2 separate regions of the Homo sapiens genome follow, and region 2 is linked to region 1. A link is a loop called in an ENCODE intact Hi-C map of the cell type or tissue named here. Cell type or tissue: Caco-2. All regions are shown on one strand. Links, peaks and the distances in the headings refer to the core of each region. The heading gives the core; the rest is flanking DNA.

Region 1 (9,513 bases), core at 4,514-9,513:
GAAAGGGACTGGGGCAAGAGAACTGCTCATTTGGTAATCCACCCTGACGGGGCCAGATAGGATCCAGACCCCCAGGCTCTCTGGTAACACGGTAAGCAGAAATAGGGGCCGGAAGAGGGCTGGCTGCCAGCATCACCAGGTACAATCTGGTAAACGATCTGGTTAATAAAAGGGGAAGAGATATGATACATCATTCCATCTCACCAACTCAGGCATAAGTGCTCTTGCTGTCTCCAATTTCTGGCTGAGGAAACTAAGGCATGGTCAAGGGAAGTCACTGTGAGAAAAGGACATTTTAAAGCTTCTTGCATCCTCCATACATTGGAGAAGATGGGGTTAATGGAATCCTCATTTACAGCTGGGACTAAAACATACATGCTTAGAGTCCTGGGCCACTGATGGACTCACATCATCTTACCAAGCTCAAGAACTCCCACTAGAACTGGAGCTCAAGAACAGGATAGGGACACTGTCTTAGTCAACTCTAATTGCTATATCTCTTGGGCCTACCACACTGCCTGGCAAAGACAACATTTTCTCTTTTGAGACGGAGTCTTGCTCTGTCGCCCAGGCTGGAGTGTAGTGGCACAATCTCAGCTCACTGCAAGCTCCACCTCTCAGGTTCACGCCATTCTCCTGCCTCAGCCTCCCGAGTAGCTGGGGCTACAGGTGCCTGCCACTATGCCCGGCTAATTCTTTGTATTTTTAGTAGAGATGGGGTTTCACCGTGTTAGCCAGGAGGGTCTCGATCTCGTGACCTCATGATCTGCCCGCTTTGGCCTCCCAAAATGCTGGGATTACAGGCATGAGCCACCATGCCCAGCCAAAGACTACATTTTCATGAGAAAATGAATAGTTAGCATAACAGAATGACTGAATAAATGTTCTCTTCCCTCATCTGGATCAGTAACTAGTTGGTTGGTCTTCAGCTGTGCTCACCAGAAAACCAAATGTTCCTTGAGTTGATGCTTGGGTATAGTAGCCAATGATATATTTGCAGCTATAAGTAAAATTCCAAATAAATATATTCTAAAGGGAAGGTTCTATATGGTGGCAAGGCCTGACTGGTGGCTTTGGTCTAAGACATATGGATCCCTCCTCTGTCAGCCACTCCCACACCACCTGCAATTCCTGAGAGGTTGTCCACAAGATGGGGCTTTGCTGAGGAAGCCTCTAGCAGACACAGCTGCCTGGTACTTCTTGAGAACTACCTTGTCTTCTGTCTGATAGTTCTGTGCCTTTCAGGGAGAGTGGGAAGAGATGCAACCAGTGGTCCAACCAACTGAGAGCAGAAGAAAGGAAAAAGTGCTATCCTGGGCCAGGCATGGTGGTTCACACCTGTAATCCCAACACTTTGGGACGCTGAGGCAGGAGGATCACTTGATCCCAGGAGTTAGAGACCAGCCTAGGCAACATAGTGAGGCCCTGTCTCTCCAAAAAAATTAAAAGATCAGCCAGGTGTGGTGGTGCACGCTTTTAGTCTCAGCTACTTGGAAGGCTGAGATGGGAAGACTGCTTGAGTCCAGGAGTTTGAGGCTGCAGCGAGCCATGATCACAGCACTACACTCCAGCCTATGGGACAGAGTGAGACTCTGTTTCCAAAGAAAAAACAAAAAAAACAAAAACAAACAAACAAACAAACAAAAAAACTCTACCCTGAAATGGTTGCAAATGTGAAGAAACAAAATGCCAGATACAGATGCTGGTGACTCAACTATTTCTTGAAAAGGAAAGAGGCCTGGAAGCTTGGGAGAGGGGGCCAAACTTTCTCTGGTCATCTTCCCACTGTTGCCAGCAATGGTGAGCCGGAAATTGAAAGAATGACACAAGGTTGCCTGTACAGACCCACACACCCTCCCAGGAAATTGGGGAAGCTGGGCATCCCTAACAGTCCATTTAATGGAGGTGGAAAAGAGGCTGTGGCTTGAGCTTACAATGCCCTCACCCAGTCTTCAGATGAACTCACAGCTCCCACCCTAAAATGAGGGGGAAACATTAAAATTTAGAGTGGGTCTTGCCTGCCTGACTTTCCTCTGCCAAGATAAGCTCAATAAGGCCTGTTCACAGATGATGCATGGCTGGTATAATGGGACCAAATGCTGCCCTTGATTCTACTCAGAAGTAGAAAGTGGGTGAGTACCAAACACAGGCCGAGGACAGGAGGTCCAGGGCTTGGACAGAGCTCAGGGGTGAGGTGAGTAGGGGCAGGCCCCACAGGTTTCATATGCCTCCAGGCCCTGCAGTGGAAAGCTCAAGTTGCTTTCAAAGTCTCTCTGGATGGAAGCTGCTGCCAATATGGTTAACACTCCTGCCAGAACTGCTCCTCAGGAAGTGGCTGGAGGAGACATGGGGCCAGTTTAGCATTCTCTACTCTGCCTCTCTGTGCCAGGGCTGCTTGGGGAACAGCCCACTGTGGCTTCTCTTGCTGCAATGGAAGAGTACCCGAGCCAAGAGAAATGGAAAAAGCAGCATACCCCCAAAGGAGCTACAAAGCAAAGGAAACACACCAGGCTCATGATGGGTGGCTGATGGGAAGTCTCCAACACCCAAAGCCTTTACTCTATCAGCTGGGTCCTCACAGGATCTAACTGCAGAGCTAGGAAGAGCCTTCCCAGAACCCAACCACTTCCCAAACCCAGTCTCTGCTTCATCTACTTTCTGATTACTATCTTGGCTGAAAACTATCAAAGGTTCTTGGATTTTAACCTCAAATCAACTTCAGAACCTGTGGCTAGAAACGTGCTATCTTTCAGTGATAAAGACGCTCTAGTTTCCTCCTGGCATGGTGCCTGTCAGAGGCTATCATCCTAGAAGGAAGCTAGGATCACAGGGTTATTAGCAACATCTTTGGCCAATGAGAGCAAAGAGGGAGCTTGTCTCTTCCAGCTCCCAGTCTGCGTCAGCACAGACCAGCATGATGGTCACTATTTTCCAAAGGCAGCAGAGAAACCAGCACTTAAAAACCACAAGTTCAAAGCCCAGCTGGAAGTAGATGAGGCTTTGGCAGAGAAACCAGGGTGGTCAGAGCTTTGAACTTGATGACACTGAGTAAAGGATACAGTGGCTGAGCGTGGGGACTCACGCCCGTAATCCCAGCACTTTGGGAGGTCAAGGCGTGCAGATCACCTGAGGTCAGGAGTTCGAGACCAGCCTGGCTAACGTGGTGAAACCCTGCCTCTACTAAAATTACAAACAAATTAGCCAGGCGTGGTGGCAAGCGCCTGTAATCCCAGCTACTCAGGAGGCTGAGGCAGGAGAATCACTTGAACCTGGGAGGCGGAGGATGTAGTGAGCCGAGACCATGCTATTGTTGCACTCCAGCCTGGGTGACAAGAGCAAGACTCTGTCTCAAAAAAAAAAAAAAAAAAAAGGATACAGCAGAGCATCACTGGCAGGAAAGAACACAAGATTCTGACAACTAAAGTTGCTGTTTTTCTCTTTAATTCTCCCAGAAAAGGAGGTTTATACCTAAATGTGTGAGGGTTGGTAAAATACATGAGATAAACATTTTAACAACTATGTAATGTTAATCAGCAAAATAAAAAAGTATTTCCAGCCCTGGCATTCCAAGCAGGCCCATCCCAGTTAGGCCCCTGGGGGCAAAGCCAGTGGCTCAGTGTGCACTTGGGCCAGGGCCAGTTCAAGTTCGTCTTCTCTATAGGCCAGTAAGATGTGTTTCTTTAAAAAGATTTCTTAATCTAAAACCAGCTGTTGTCTGCTGTAGGCCAGAACACGACATTTTAATTAGCATGATTGTTCTGCTTCTGAAACCAGGCTCTATGGCATCCCGAGGACAGATGATCCTGACCTAAGCTTATGGGTGAGGTTTGCTGGTTAGCAGCTCAGAAATACACGAACAATAAAGTGGAGTCCCTAGCCCACTCTGAATCCATGAATCGCCATCACCTGCTATATCCCTGTCTTGAATTTCTACGGTGACTGTACCACCTATCTGTTCATAGGGTAACATCACCTTTGAGGTTGTTTCAAGTGCCTAGGATATAATGCTCCTTCTTTAACATAAATTGTTTTATGCTGTGTTGCAAGATCTAACACCCAATATTCCTGGGAGTAATGAGGTACTTTAAATGGAGTTGTAATGCCTTTAAAGTCCAATGACTCCTATGACGATGATAAAGTCACACAGCTCTCTAGGGCTCACAATGAACTCAGATGAAAGAGTTCCTCTTCCCAAATCAAAGGACTCTCAAGATTTTAAAAAATAAAAATTTAAAAATGTACCCTTTGGGAGAGAAGCTGCATTAGAAACCAGCCACTAAGGTAGTGCATTCGATGATGAGCAAAAGGGCAGAAATTTGAAGAAACCAGGGCAATATGACACATACACAATGCCAGCACAGTCCATAGCTTTCAGCAGAGATTTCAATGTAAGACCCTCCCCTATACCTGCCCCACATCTTGGAAAACAAACTAGAAAACCCCTAGAAAGATTAGAGGTCCTCACTGTGCTTGTCAGCCTCTGGTACCTGGGTGACAACAGAAATATTTTTCCTGGCTTTCTACCATATCGTCCCCAATATTATGAATACATGAGACCAAAATGCTTTCCCATGTCTCCTACTGACCAGTACACATTACCCAAATCAAAAGTATTTGGTAAGCACCTGTGTTTGCTGCTGTCAGAAACTGAAAAAAATCACTTCAGTTTCTGCATTTGCAAAATGAACATCTGCAGCTTCAGTTTCTGCATTTGCAAAATGAACAAACTGGATGAGATGATCGCTTGCCCCCTTTGGCAATAATAGTCCATGATTCGATCACTTATTCAAATGAAAGAAGACAAAACTCTTATGATTTCCACTTCCAACTTTGCTACTTCTGAAACTTTCTTTGACCTCTCAAAGTCTGGGGAACACATCTGAAGTGACTCTTGATGAAACTACAGCATAATAACTGCCCACCTTCATGTCACTCAACAGAACAATGGATGGTGTATGACTGACGCTGACTGGCAAAACAACTAGGTTTCTGTAATTATATCCATATTCTAAGCAAATTGTTATGTATTTTGTGTTTTGGGGACATATGTTGTGGCTAAAGCCCAAACTGTGGCTAATCTTAATATCAGAGCCAGATAAATCTGTTTCGAATCCATAACATTTAACATTCGCCAGGGTAGATTTGTTCATCAACTGGGCTTAAAGAGGTATAATTCACACATGTGCAGTATTAGTAAATGCTGAAATTTAATGATTTAAATATACCAGCAACTGTTGCAAAGCAGTTGTATAGCAGCATTTAACGTTAGCCAGAACCTCCCTGGCTAATGTTAAGTTTATACCAAAAGAATGAGAGAAATTTTGGCATCCCCTTGGGATGGGGGTCACAATTCCCACAACTTTTACGGGTACCAGCTAGAGCGACTCCTTGCATGGCTAGTACAGACCCTCTGTTTTTCTCTGACAATACCTTTAAAACATTGACTGGATCTAATCAGGAAGCAAACAGATTCCTCTGGAGGTTTCTGAGTCATCTGTTCTTAAAATGGTTATGATTTGGGACCTTCTTACGCTTGATGCAGAGGGTATCAGACATTCCTCCTGGCGTGTGTTCCCAGACATGGGCAGAAGACTGTTGTCAGGCCAAAGACGGAGTTAAATATATCAAGGGAGAAAGGTGGTTCCTTGGACTATCAGGAATTGGTGTTTAAGACACAGTAGAAAAAGGAATAAAAAATAATTTTAATCATATCAAAAAGCCAAACCAAAGAGGAATAGCTCATGGAACTGACAGGATCCTGACTCAGCGGCTGGTGCTCTTCCTGTGCACAAGCCCAGCACTCCAGGTCCCAAGGCATTTATCAAATCCCACCAAGATGTTTGGCTTTTGCACCGAATTCTGGGTTTGGTTCCCTGAAAGAACTCATTGATGTAAATAACTAAAAGTGAGGTCTGGGTACCCTTTACATGATTCCCCAGACCTCAAATGGGCTAACACGCTTCTCTTCTCCAGCAGTCTTCCTGTCCGTGAAGTTTCCTTCCAGATTGTTACATGGAACTGAAAACAAAGGGAGCCTCAGCTGGATTTAAATCTGGAGCATGCCACAAAGTCTTCCACTTGGCATTTTCGAGAAGAACCCATCAGAGATCATAAGAAATACAAGAACAGAGGTTGCATAGCTCGAGGTGCTTGGATATTCATTCTAGGTTCTTGTTCTTGAGAAAGTGGGTTAGGTGGGTGCATGCCAAGATCCAAGTAGGTCAACCTTCCACCCTTAACCTACTACTCTGACATCAGAGTGCTGGGAGGCCTTGTTCTCTCCCTCTGTCCCAGCCTCACATTCAGACCTCCACCAATGACACGTTTCATAAGCTGCCAATGTTGGGGAAGCTCTTCAGCTTCTCAGGAAAGTCATCTTTGTACAGGACAGGGTCAGCTCGGTGTTCCACCACCTTGAGAGGCATGGTCCCGAAGACTGAAGCAAACTTGTTGATGCACTCTGACCTGTGGGATTTGGAGAGGAGGTGGGGAGGAGGGGTTTGAGCAGAATGAGAAGGATGGGGGCAGGGAGAAAAGATAGTATGTTCAAGAGGTTGAGAGATAACAGCAAAATACATAATGTTCAACATCAACAAAAAAAGCTCAAGTAGCCACAGTCTGCTCCCAGGTTCTTAAAAAGGTTGACAGGTGTGGAAAAAAGCGGTGAACTGGGGGTACTTGGACTATTAGTTCAGTGGGAGAACGTGAACAGGAGATGCTGCTTGGAGGCCACGGGCCTGCAAAGGTCAGAGTATCTTTTCCCCTCCCCCTCAAATTCCAGTCATTCCTCCAGCTCAGTGTGAGAGGGCCTCAAACCAAGGTGGATTAGCTGCCAACAATTCTTAACCCCATCTCTGCCAGCTAAGAGAAGGCAAAGGATGGAAAGAAAAAAAACTACTTGGATCTGAGCTTCAGTTTACTGAAGTTTAAAAGGCAGAGGAGAGATCTTGCTCACAAAATGATGAAAGGCAAAAAAAAAAAAAAAAAAAAAAAAAGGTGACAGGGCCAAATTTCAAACAATAAACACTTCATTCATTCAACCAACATTGACAGAGGGCCTGTAAGTGGCAATTTCTGGGAATTATGTCAATCTGCACAATCTTCTGTGAAAGCTGAAGTTCACATAGGACAGCCTTCATAATTTTCATCATTTTTGTCACTCCCATGTCAGAACTTTTAGCAACAACTACTTCAGTGCCAGTGCAGCACAGCACCGCCAGAGGAGGGGAGAGGCTGTCTCCCTATCTCCACCTCACCCCCAAAGTCAGCCTTCTCAGAGGTGAGCAGGTCAGGCATGTGTTCGGGAATGGCTCTGGTCAATCAGGCCAACTGAGTGTGACAGCTGGGTAATGAGGACGCTTCAGCATTAGGCCAGAGGGAAAACGCCTGGAAAAGCTGCTTTTGAAGTCAAGGGGACCTCAAGGATGGATTTCAGAAAGGTCAACACTCTTGCCTCAGTCGGGCCCAGGACATCTGAGAGCACTACAAAAAGAACAAACTTCTCTCTTGGTCATTATGTTTCTAAAAAAATTTGTTATTATTTCATTTTGAGCTTTTAACTCATAACATCATCATGTCCACCAACACCACAAAGCAACAACTACCATTTACTGTATGTTCCAAGCTGTGTTAAAATTGCTTTCTATGCATTAATAATGCATTTAATCCTCACAACAACCCTATGGGGTAGGACTATCATTCCCATTTTATAATGGGAAGACTGAGATACAGAGAGGATAAATAACATGTTCAAAGGTCAAATAACTAGAAAAAGCTAGAGCCAAAGCAGGCATTCTGGCTTCTGAGGCAAAAGTCTTAATTAGATGATACAAATGTACTTATTAACACAATTCTAGGGTCCAATGAAGGGGACTGGAAATTAACAACTGCTGAGCACCTATTATGTGACAGATAATTTACATACATATCTCATGGATTGCTTAAAGTAATCCTCCCCCATACTCATCACCCCCCTTGCCCAACTATTGGGTGTATAGTAGCCTCATGTTATGGGTTAAGAAATTAAGGTTCAGAGAGGTTAAGTAACTTGCCCAAGGACCCAGGGGTAGAATGTGGTGGAACTGGGTTTTAAACTCAGGTTTGAGCTGGCAATAGAGCCTGCTCTTTGGATCACACTCTACCATTACATGCCAGTGACTGAGTGTCCCTCCTGCTGGAAGTCTTTTGAGACTCAGGAGGTGGTGTTCCTAGTTCCAAATTGAAGGGAGACTGGGAAAAGATGGATGAACTTTAACAAAGTGAGGTGGACCAAGCGTGGGACAACAGCTTCCCTCTCTTCAAATTATGGGGTCAAAGCATGGCAGATAAAATCAAATCTCTCCAAGGTTTTACTTTTGACTGTTGTTCCGCCTGTAAATATGTCCAGATTCTTCTCATTTCTAGTTATGCATACAGACTCTGGCCGGCAAAGCCCAGCTGTTCCCAGCATAGGTACTAGCAAGTACGTATTAAAGAAGAATCCTGGTTCTTGGCAGAGGATAGCGGTTCCAAGGCCCTGTAGAGAGTATTGAGGACAATGTCTCCTCTGTAACTAGATCCGCCAACAGGAATGGGTCATAGGCAAGAAGCCACTGGGGCTCAGGCCAGCTTGATTTGTTGACAGCTGCCCCTGGCTAACCCAAGTCTAGTGAGTACTTCTTTCTCCTTCATACAGGCCCACACTGGAGAAGCGGCAGGCCTCCACTGAATGGTCAAGGTCCTTAACTCTCCTGCCAGGTAATAACAGTGCTTCCTACTTTTTCACACAGGGGGTCTGGGTTGGAGAGCAGGTTAGGGGAGACAGGACTTTGGCTGGTTGCCGGTGGCCCACATGAGCTGTTGTCAGGGGTCCAGCTACCATGTCAGTAACCATTCTCCTGTGTTGGTTTTCCAATCAAGTATAAACACACCAAGAACTGCCAGTGACTCTCTCTGAAGTGATGAAGGTGTCTGGGGAAGAAAGAACTAATGGTTTTCTATTTTCCTTTCAAACACATACCATTACTTAAAGTAACCAGGAGTCTTTAGGACTAACACTGGGGAAACCGGGAAGGAAACTAACATTCCCAGGCCCTGTGCTACAGGCTTTCATGTATCACTACTTCATTTATCACTACACATAACAGCTTGGGTATAAAGATGCTCAATAAATATTTGTTGAACCTATGAATGGACATTGTAATTTGACAGATATTAATATCCCTATGTTAGGAGATGAACAGATTGAAGTTCGGATAAGGTAAAGTCAATTTCCTTAGGTCAGACAGCTAATAAGTGTGGCAAACTCATCATTTGAATAAAGATTAGCCTAATTCAAAATACTATGTTCTTTTTTTTAAGTCAATACTGTCTGCCCGTCATATTGCCCTAACCTTGGTGAAGACACTTGTCAAAATGAACAGCGACACATGCTTCTGACTCTTAAAGAACTAACAGCGGATCCTGGAAATGGAAGCTGGGTAGTAATGGAAGCTACTCTCCTATACAACTGAGATTTCTGATCCCAGACCCCCA
Region 2 (5,000 bases), core at 1-5,000, 66 kb after region 1:
AAATATTAATCAATTGGGAGACACATAAAAAGGACAGAATATTAGAAACGGAAACAAAATTCATTATCTTGAGGTTATAATACTTAATTATCACATTTCCCTGGTAAGTTCTATTATTGAATCATTTAAGCAGACCTCAAGGGAGAATTACAATGGCCCCTGAAAAAAGGGGAAAGGGAATTTGATGTGCTAATATAAGTGATAGTTGGTACATGAAAGATTACTTTGCCAAAACATTCAGTATGTTCTTAATTAATCTGCTGCCAGATCAAGCTCCCACGGACTCTGAAAAACTATTCTACTCACTGCCCTCCCACAAGCTGTGTGATGTAAGGAAGCAGTCAGGTTTTGATTCATGAAAGCTAGAGCCATAAAAGTGAACTCTAAGTAAGCAATGAAGGCAGGACTGCATCTAAGGAAACAATGTGTGTAGATTCATTCATCCAGCACCACCACTGGGGCTGCCACGCAGATGTGTGTTACACAGGCACATTAGTTTATCTCTGCTACAAAAGCTCTAGTATGCTCTTCTGATTGACAAGATCATCTTAGCAATATCCTCGAGTCCGTCTTTTCATATTCTTTATCTATCCTCCCCATCTGGATCTGGCTTGTGATTTTCATTTTCTTTACCATTTTCTATCTGACCATCAGAATTGGCCAAGTTCTTTGCTTGGGGCCCCAGATCAAGCTCTCTGTGTCTTTCTGCATCTCTCCATCTGCAGACCCAGTTCAGCTTTCCTTATTCCCTGGCTGCTGACATCCTGAGACTTTCTAGCTCACTTCCAAAGAAGTAAAAGGTACTACTCAAGGAAAGGTCTGGAATTTAGGGTAGCATACTGGATCACTTGTGCAAATGTGATCCTATAAATGTGATACCTATAAAAACAATAGACTTCAAAAAGCTTAAACTTACCTTAAATTCAAGCTAAAATTTCTAAATTCCATACATTTTTTTTTTTTAATCATATCTAGGCAGTAGGAGGAAGATGGAGAGAATAAGCCAAGAAGGCCTCCTGGGGGGCAGGGTAGGCTTTCAAATTCCAGAGAAACATTCCACAACTTACAGGGTGCTGAGTTGAGTTACACAGACTGTTAACCTGGTATCTTTTCAACTTAGAGTTCTGCTTCATACATCCGAGCTAGTGCTTCTTCAGCTTGCAGAGTGATTTATTGCTTGTTAGTGTTTATAGCTGAGTGATATTTTCAGCTGCTTGTACAACCACAACCTTTGTGAGTGAGGGCCACCGTCTGGACATCTAAGTATAGGCAGCCCTGAGTTTTTCATGTAGCTGAGACAGATTTAGTCTGAACCCAGCCTCTGGATGCCTCTAATCCAAGCCCCGCAGGGTTAAGAGGAGGAAATGGATGAGGAGAAAGGAAGAGCCTTCTCCAGGGAGTGAGTTAGGACACTCACAGTGAATGAAATCCCACATCAAAATATGGTCCCTGGACCAGCAGCATCAATATCCAACACTTGAGAACTTGCTAGAAATGCGAATTCTAGGTTCCTACCCCAGACCTACCCAATCTGAATCTCAGGGTGGAGTGGCAGCACTCTGTATTCTGATGCCTACTAAAGATTGAGAACCACTGCCCCATGGCACACTCTACCACATTTTGCCCACAGCTGTGATTTCTGATCCCCCTGGGTGATTCTTGCCAATCAAGTGCTCTTATGCAATACTCTCATCTGGCTGATCCCTTGCCCTTTCTATCTTCAAAAACTAGAGCTAGACTGAGGCTTAGAGGAAGTCCAGGGAAGTATCTAATCCTCATCTGAGGCTTTGATTGCAGTGAAGTTGCCACTCTGGCTAGATTTCATAGAAAAAGCTCTTGTTTTTCAACCTCATTCTTATTCTGGGTATAATAATTCATTTTAAGATGCTTCCCCATTTTTCTCATCAATTTTTGTCAATGGCCATAAGAACCCCTACTCTCTTCTCTTTCTGTTTTAAATCTGGTAAAGTAAATGCAGAAAGGAAAAAAATCTGGGGTATCTTTATTAGTGTTACCTATGATAGCAAACTTGGAAAAAAAACCATCTATCAAAAATGTAAATAAAATTATAACATTGATAAGATGCAGTATAATCTTTTAAATCACATCATAGAAAAATAACATGGGAAAACACTCCACTCTACATAATTTTCAGACTATATTACATTTAGTTTTTAAAAAGCTGTCACTGAGAGGACATAGCTTTGGTGACACATGAATTCACTGTTTGAAGCTCACTTGTCTCTGTCTCTGTCCTCCTACATATGTTCACATCTGGCAGAGAAACAGAAGTAAAATGAGGAGGGTGTCCAAGGAGAACCCTAGCTATAGAGGCTAGCCCCAGATGTGCGGATGAAGGTCTGCCAAGAGGCAAGACCAGAAATGACATAAAAGTTAGAAGTAATATAGGATATTTAGGGAGATGACAAAGCTTTGCTGATATTTGCAAAAAGGAGAGAAAAATAAAAGCATGAAGAGACTGAAAAGGCATAAAAATATAGGCAGCCTTAACATGAACAGCTAAGAAAATTAATATAAAAACATGCACACTTCCCCTAATAAAGAACCTTAACTTGGTGATAAATTCCTTTCAAAAAGAATTCCTTTCAAAACAAAAGGTCAATCTCTCCAGTTTAGACAGGTGTATTACTTTAACATTATTTCCAAGTTTTACTGTGTCAAACTTTTTCAGGTTCTGAGGGTGTGGTGCAACGTGGATAATGTCATCACCCTAGTTTTACAGATAAGAGTGACAAAGCATCTAGTGACATGAATACTCTGCAAGGCCACCTCTCACTGTCATAATCATCGACACACGTAGGCCTTTTTTTTTTTTTTTTTACATTAAACTAAGGCAGCTGCATCTAGCCAAAATATGACTCTGAACTCTCACCTCTCCTTCTCCAGTCTGAGCAAGCTCTGTGCATGGCTGGAGACCCTAAGAGTGTATCTCTGAAAACCCCAGACCACCCCTTGATTTACTGACCAAGATCCACACCTACTCCCACCTCGGAATGTCAGACATCATAAATTTGATGGAATCTAGAGAAGAGACTCCCCTGCAGGTTGGGCTCATAGTAATCTCATCTAGAGTAGGTTAAATATTTCTGAGGGAAGAGGAGAAGTAAACTATAAATAAACCATCGCTATTCAGGCCTCCCATCAGTTGCTTTCACTGAAGATGGAGAAATGTATAACCCACTGCTTTAAATCAGGGCTCTTGTCACCTGAGCTAGAAATGTGATAAATACCAAAGTATCCTAAAAAGGATTATTTAAGAAAGAGTTAAAAATATATAGAGAATATATTTTCCAGTTATATACCTTGATTTATGCTTTTTATGCTTATGTTACCTCTCAAATTGTTAAGAGTTTAGCACTTTGACCATTCTGTCCTGAATTAAAACATATCTATTTCAAAACTGCAAAATTTCATATTCTATTTTTCCTAGCCTACCTATATTCTTATAAAAAAGAACTAAATTCCAACCCTTTATTCTTATTAAACATCTCTTAGAGCTTTAGATAAAAGTATAGGATAAAGTCCCACTATTGCTGTACTTTCTGTCTGGGTCATGACCAGACAGAATTCTTTATGAATTCGCCTGCACCAGTATGAATTCTCCTGCAGAGGAACAGATGTAATATTTTTCATCTCAAGCTTGTACCATTTGCTTGGAACAGTAGTAACATTTCAGCCCAGAGGAGGCTCAAGGGCTCCCCTATAATTCCATAGGCAATTCAAGATAATCTGCACGTAGAAGACCTGAGTTATCACTTGTTCACACAACTTGCCAATTACTTGCCAACTTGCCAATGATCTTAGATAAGTCATTGGGTTAGTCTCATTACAACCACTTTACAGATGAGAAACAATCTACCACTTTCCCTACCTTTCCAGCAGGATGTGTCTTAGATGGCTCAACTCCTAGTCTGCCAATCTTCCTCCTTCCTTCCCTTTCTCCCTCTCTCCATCCCTCTTTCTTTCCTTTATATGTCAAGATCTTCCTGTCTGAATTAAGTTGTCCTAGGTATTATGAGAAGCACCAAGGTCAGAAATGACCTTAAGGTGCTTAAAACTTTACAGGAAATTCTACTTCTATACATGTTAAGTGATGGAAAAGAAACACAGATAACATGCTCTAAGAGTTACTTCCTGCTGAAGGGGTTGAGAAAACCTCCTGGAGAAAGTTTACCAGCCAGCTGCTGAAGCCTGTATAAATCTGCAGATGATGGGGAAGAAAGGTGTGCCAAGGAAAAGGCTAGCAGCCACAAAGGCACAGAGGATGAAAAGCAGGGGCACACAGAGGAAGGATTGAGTTGTGCTGCCAGAAATCTAGAACTCTTTGAAAGAGAACAGGAAAAAAAAAAAAGAAAAAGAAAAAAAAGAAAAAAAAAGAAAGGTAGATTGTGGAGGGCCTTGCTGTTAGACTGAGTTTGGACGCCAATACCATCCTCACCCATGACTCCTCATGCAACCAAATTCCCTATCTGGATAAACCGTACAGTATACCTCAGTCTTCTGAACTTCTCCCTCACTTACCAATTAGAACAGTCCATTTTTCCAGATACCACTCAAATGTGTCCTCTATTAATTTTCATCTGCATTTCTCAAACAGTCTACTGCCTCCAGTCTGGTCCCACTGCCATGCATCATCCATTCTCCACACTAAGATGAGACTGACCCAAAATGCAATCTTATCACATTACTCCCTTGTTTAAAAGGCTTCAGTGATCACTTGTTTCTCACAGATAACACTCCAATGCCTTATGTAAGATACACGGTGTTTTGTGATCTGGACCCTCTCCAGGCTTCATCCTCTGCCTCTCCCTCCCAAGCTTCCTTCACTGTTGCCACACTGAACTCTCTGAAGTTCCTTAAACTACCAAGCTCCCCTGTCCCTCTGTATCTTTGAATTTGTTGTTCCTTCTGGATGGAATTTTTCTTCCTTTCTCTGACTAGATAATACCTACCCTTTTCTTTTAACATTCAAATCATGA

Evidence for each region. A loop is a pair of places that touch in the nucleus more often than their neighbours do. Peaks named below come from ENCODE experiments on the same cell type or tissue, not always from the same donor. Only the 100,000 strongest peaks of a DNase experiment are listed, where the experiment ranks them.
Region 2: it touches region 1 in a loop (2.6-fold over the local background); 4 of 110 quality-filtered maps call a loop at or near these places.

What each region holds. Positions count from the first base shown.
Region 1 is chr11:44,241,101-44,250,613 of GRCh38, reverse strand. EXT2 (exostosin glycosyltransferase 2) reads right to left here. Exons shown (of 14, transcript NM_207122.2): 14 at 1-6,465. The coding sequence ends at 6,327. Among named protein-coding and RNA genes, the nearest start is that of ALX4, 64 kb to the left of the region's middle. In Caco-2, for the core only: no CTCF peak of the experiment used is centred there; DNase peaks (open chromatin) are centred at 6,773 and 7,316.
Region 2 is chr11:44,174,764-44,179,763 of GRCh38, reverse strand. The region is part of intron 8 of EXT2 (exostosin glycosyltransferase 2); the gene reads right to left. Among named protein-coding and RNA genes, the nearest start is that of EXT2, 82 kb to the right of the region's middle. RefSeq lists an enhancer at 1,099-1,599. In Caco-2, for the core only: no CTCF peak of the experiment used is centred there; no DNase peak of the experiment used is centred there.